2 separate regions of the Homo sapiens genome follow, and region 2 is linked to region 1. Evidence: read pairs that join two places in POLR2A ChIA-PET (ENCODE). Cell type or tissue: GM12878. All regions are shown on one strand. Links, peaks and the distances in the headings refer to the core of each region. The heading gives the core; the rest is flanking DNA.

Evidence for each region. ChIA-PET counts read pairs that join two places held together with the same protein. Peaks named below come from ENCODE experiments on the same cell type or tissue, not always from the same donor. Only the 100,000 strongest peaks of a DNase experiment are listed, where the experiment ranks them.
Region 2: POLR2A ChIA-PET joins it to region 1 with 12 read pairs; 2 of 35 experiments call an interaction of 5 or more read pairs at or near these places.

What each region holds. Positions count from the first base shown.
Region 1 is chr7:35,729,334-35,732,138 of GRCh38, reverse strand. It overlaps LOC124901615 (a long non-coding RNA gene), which reads left to right. Exons shown (of 2, transcript XR_007060286.1): 2 at 1-177. Among named protein-coding and RNA genes, the nearest start is that of LINC03013, 14 kb to the right of the region's middle. RefSeq lists enhancers at 1,597-1,846, 2,757-2,805. In GM12878, for the core only: no CTCF peak of the experiment used is centred there; DNase peaks (open chromatin) are centred at 1,518 and 2,708; H3K4me3 peaks cover 894 bases; H3K27ac peaks cover 2,059 bases.
Region 2 is chr7:35,543,675-35,546,479 of GRCh38, reverse strand. No RefSeq gene overlaps it. Among named protein-coding and RNA genes, the nearest start is that of HERPUD2, 150 kb to the left of the region's middle. In GM12878, for the core only: no CTCF peak of the experiment used is centred there; no DNase peak of the experiment used is centred there; H3K27me3 peaks cover 188 bases.

The DNA.
Region 1 (2,805 bases), core at 241-2,740:
ATGTCAGGTGCTAAGGTAAGGACATCACATGCATCATCTCTCACCTGGATCATGGTAGTCGTTTCTTAATTGGTTTCCTTGTCTCCACCCTTACCCTCCTTAAGTGTATTCTCAACCCAGCAGCCAGAGAGATTCTATTAAAACACGTGTCATGCCGTGCCACCCTTGTGCTCAAAACCCTTCAGTCTCCTACTCTCTGACCTCATTTTCCTCCACTGTGCTCCACCTTCGGTTGACTCCAGCCATACTCACTGTTCCTCAAACATTCAGGCTTGCTTCTGCCTCAGGGCCTCTGTGCAGACTGTTCCCCCTGCCTGGAAGGCTGTCCCCCTGGTGCCTACCTGTCACTTTCATGTCCATAGAGTCACCTTATCACTCAGGCTCTTGGTCACTCCATCTAAAATGAAAGCTCTCCCCAATGCTGCCTAGCTCTTTCCTTGTAACATGATATATAATTATATATAATTAAATATATACATGATATCTATTTTTTTTTTTGTCTATCTTTTTCCTCTGGAATGTAAGCTCTAGGGCAAAGATTTTGTTTGCTCACTGCTGTATCCCCTGTTCAAGGATAGTGCCTGGCACATAGTAAGAGTATACTAAATATTTGTTCAACAAATTACTTCATGAGGTAAGGAGGTAGGTGCTGTTTTTTTTTTTTTTTTTTTTGAGACAGAGTTTTGCTCTTGTCACCCAGACTAGAGCGCAGTGGCGCAATCTTGGCTCACTGCAACCTCTGCCTCCTGGGTTCAGCTATTCTCCTGCTTCAGCCTCCCGAGTAGCTGGGATTACAGGTGCCCGCCACCACCCCCGGCTAATTTTTGTATTTTTAGTAGAGATGAGTTTTCACCATGTTGGCCAGGCTGATCTCGAACTCCTGACCTCAGGTGATCTACCTGCCTCGGCCTCCCAAAGTGCTGAGATTACAGGCGCGAGCCACCACGCCCGGCTGGTGCTATTATTAAGCACATTTTATAGATGATAAAATTTGGATTTACAGGTGTAAAGTAACTTGCCCAAGATCGTATGGTTAAGTGAAAGAGCAAATGTTGAACCCAGCCATGGCTGTTTTTTCTTTTTTCTTTTTTTTTTTCTGATGGAGTTTTGCTCTGTCTCCCAGGCTAGAGTGCAGTGGCGCGATCTTGGCTCACTGCAATCTCTGCCTCTCAGGTTTCAAGCGATTCTCCTGCCTCAGCCTCCTGAGTAACTGGGATTACAGGCGTGTGCCACCATGCCTGGCTAATTTTTGTATTTTTTTTAGTAGAGATGGGATTTCACCATGTTGGTCAGGCTGGACTCGAGCTCCTGACCTCATGATCTGCCCACCTCAGCCTCCCAAAGTGCTGGGATTACATGCATGAACCACTGCGCCCGGCTAAACCATGGCTGTTTTTAAAGCCTGTGCTCATAAACACCTCACTGTCACATGGTCTTCCTCTTGCTACAAGCAGCTGAGCTTAGTATAAGAAAATAGCATTTCTCACACCAGTCTTTCTTTATGGTTAACCAGACCACTAGACCTTCAGACGGCCTTCGTGGGTTGCAGGTTGAGTGTTTGTTGACAGAAAGGGATAAAGAACAAAGTCATAATGCATGTGATATATGGGGAAGTGAAAGAACAACTTTAAGTCCATTTGGTTAAGAATAGGAATATGAACTTATGAGGCCAACCCCACCTGGGGTTTCTGGCGTGGGAAGGGGCTGCCTCATCAGTGCAGGGTCACCCATAAGCAGGCATGGGCACTGGCAGAGCAGGGGCACCAAAAGAATCCCAGTACCATTACATGGGTGATGTTGGCTATTTGATATTTTGAAAAACATCTAAAATGTGTCATTGTAGGAAAAACCAGAACTTTGCTGGACTTCTTTACAGGCATGTGCATGATGGCATTGTTTCCTACATTAAATTACGTATGGAAGCACCATCAACTTTGCAGTGCCCAGAGTCTCTGAAGATCTTAATCTGGCCCTGCCGATCATGGTTGATGGGGCAGTGAACTCATTTCATCTATCATATACTTTCAAATATGTGTGTGTGTGTGTGGGTGGGTGGGGGGTTCCCATTATGTAATAAGAGGTAAATGGGATAAGAACAGTTTCTGTGTAAATCCTTGAGGAATAATAGTGGTCTTTGGGGAAGGTTGGTCTAATTCAGTTATTAACATTGGGGTTAGTGTTCTGAAAAGCTCCTATTCCTCCTTCAACACTTTCCCTGCGGTTACCTTTGTGAAGCTTTCTTTTCCCAGCTCCCTGCTCTTGCTTCCCCCAGCAATTATCAACTCCTCTTCTGTGCCATAGGTATTATATTTATCACATTGCATCATGCTCCCTTTTATTCACTTCTGATTCCCTGTGAGGCTCAGAGCTCCTGGAAATATGTCTCTTGTTCATTATCTTATCTCATTCATCTTTGTATCTAGCACAGTCCCTGAGACCTGCTGGAGGCTCTGAGATTATGCCACAGACAGTTTAAAACCAGACTCTGGAGGCTAGGGGAGTTTCTAAGAAAAAGATGTCCTTTGGTGACTCCGCTTTTAAGACATGTCAGGTGTCTAACACTGGCCCCCCAGCAGGACAGATGAGCTTGATTGCCTCTAGAGCTTCTCATTTCTCCTCACAGCTTTTCTGCTAGGCTGCTCGGTGACTCACAGCAGGAAGAGGAGGCATTGGTGCTAAACTGTCCCCTAACACCTCCTCCACCATGCCCCAAAAAACCAAAAATGACAAAAAAAAAAAAAACTAGCTGAGATACTTTGGGTTGCCGGGCCCATCACTTTCTGCTTTTCAGTTCCTTATTCTGTA
Region 2 (2,805 bases), core at 185-2,684, 190 kb after region 1:
CCCAAGAACCTGCATTTTTAACAAGTTCCCCAATGTTGCCGCTGCTGGTCCTGGGACCAAACTTTGAGAACCGTTAACATAAAGGCTGAGATGCCAGGAAAGTGGGCACCTAGAAAGCCTAAAAGAGAACAACAAAATAAAACAGAACACTTAAGTCTTCAGGATGCCCATCTCTAAAGCCACATCCGAGAGACAAGAACACGGCAAATGCTTTATAAAAGAAAATACAAATTTACGATATGGAGAGCTGACAGGACTGATTGGAAGTGAAACCATCCCCAAACCAATCCATTTATTTAGGAAATAAATGAAAGGGAGATCCTGTGAAATGGATTGATTGTGAGAGACTGCAATCCTTCATCCTGTTTCTGGCTTTTGATGGGGTGAGTGAGGTCTCTGGGAGACAGGAAGCTACTTTGGCTTAATGGCCCAGCTCCGATGAAGACAGAAAAGACACCATTTTCTGCCTGTTCCTCATCCTGCCCTTGAAAGAACCACCGCTTCTTGTGGTTAGAGCTGTTGAAGGCGAGCTTCCCCGCCAGAAATCTGAAGCCCATAGAAGGTCTGTCTTCTGCAGATGGGGTCTTCTTGGGGGTTCTCTCTGGCCATATGAGTTGCTGTGTCTGAGGGACACTCGGTGTGATGTAATCAGCCCCGCCTCTATGGTTCTCACAGGCTGCATACTCTCCTCACCTGGGGAGATGGACTCCGTGGGATGCCTGGACCCTCCCTCTACTTAGAGTCTCTGAGGGTGGAGGTTGGTTTTTCTAAGCTCTTCAGGGGATTCTGATGTGTATCCAGGGCTGAGGACCCCTGTGAGAGGCCCTGGTCAGGATGCTCCCTGGAGTTGTCCTGCAGCTCCCTTTGCCTCTAATGCTGCAGGTTTTTCTGCAGGTTCTTTCTCCTGATGTTTCTTTCTGAAGTGGCATCATTCATCTTGGGTAATACCTGAAGTTCATAGCCTCATGCCAAGGAAATTAAGGATGCAGACACACAAGGAGTGAGTTTAACAGTGGAGGTTTAATAAGCAAGAGAAAGAGAAAAAGCCCTCTCTCCTGCAGAGAGAGAGGGGCTCCTGAGTGGTCTTCTGGTTTCGTGGTGAAATGCACAGGGTTTTATAGATGAGCTTGAGGAGGCAGCATCTGATTTAAGCAGGGCCCAAAGATTAATTGGACCAGGTGTGCCATTTACATAGTACATGAAGAAGCTGGCCACCCCACCCTAATCTTTTATTATGCACATGGGTTCTCTATCTGGCCAGTGCCATGTTGCCTGTTCCTTTACTCTTCACATGGTTGGCATGGAAAAGGGAAGATGGAACCTCCGTGTTGAGCATACTTGGCCCCCAGGTAGCCTTTTTCTGTTGGCACAGCTGCCGACATTCACCCATGTGAGCTTCTAGTTTGCTTTTCTCTGTCTGCAGCTTGATTTTTCAGGCAGCTCTTTGTTAGAAAAGAAATGATTTGGGGACTGCTTTTTATTAAAAGGGAAACCTTGCTGAGGACTCTCTTACCCTCACTAACTGCCTAAATAATTTCTTTCTAGCTCCTGTGTAATTTCCCCTCAGCTGGTGGTTTGCTCAGCAGAGGCCTCTCTGGCTTGATGGTTTACCCTTTGAATGCAGCAATATCCACACTGTATTCCCAGAAACACTAGAGTCCCCTGAGATGTTAAGAGAAGTTCTAAGAGAGAGAAAGAGAGAAGAACACTTTTTTATTTTAAGTTTGTTAGGTACCTTGCAGAGTCAGCGGGCAGGCTAGAGATCAAAGCCTGCTCAGAAAATAGACAGGAACCAAGGAGGCCAGAGTGGTAGGAACAACAGCAAGGCCACTACCTAGCTAGGAAGCATCACCACGCTGGGCCTGGGACATTTGATGTCACCACCATGGCAGACAGGATGAAGTTTAAACCATCCCTGAATCTGGTTTTCACTTGCTTAAGAGTCAAAGTCCAGGGCAGGTGCACTGAACCGGCTGAGCTTGGGTCACACGTTGGTGCCCCATGTATTGGTAAGAGCTGTGGTGTGGCTCTAAAATTTCCTCTGGTGTCCTTATTTGTGTATTTTTTGTTGTCTTTGTGTTTCCCTAGAGAATTCTCCTTGGATAAGATCTGAGACATGCAGCTCTTTCTGTTGTAGTTCCTCGCTATGGTGCAGGAGCTCAGGGGATGTGGTGGTGAGGTGCAGGGAGGGGAGTGTGCTGTAGACAATTAGGTCTCAGTCTTTCAGTGAGCCTGTGCCCTGGGCTGTGACCCTCACAAGTGCTTCTCCCTGCACACCCCCACCGCTCCCATATATGATGCAGACAGGCTAGAGGGGGCTGGAGTTGGGTATCTCTCTTACCCTAGGTCGACTGGGCTTTGGTAAAACCCTAGTCAATTATTCTGTGGTAAGATAGTTTATCTTACCAGACCTGTTAAGAAGAACAGAATGATCTGGTATGCTTCAAAATATCTCCTCTTTTCCTCTCCCTGTTGGGAGCATGAGGGGATTTTTTCCCCTAGCTTCACTATCAGAACGTGGTAGGGCTCCCAGAGGTAAAACTAAGTGTGGGAGCCTCCCTGAGGCTGGGCCCCTTGGGGTTTTTAATCTCTCAGGCTTGTCCACCCTGAGCCCCCAGCAATTCATCAACTACAGTTCAGGTTTCCCTACCCTGGCACTGGTTTGTGTAGAGGTTTGTCCCTGTGATCCTCCTGTATCCTCCTGGATCCTCCTGGATCCTCCTGGATCCTCCTGGATCCATCTGTATCCTCCTGTCTGTTTCTGCAAACCTCAGGACAGTAGTTTGCCCTGTGACCTCAGTTCTC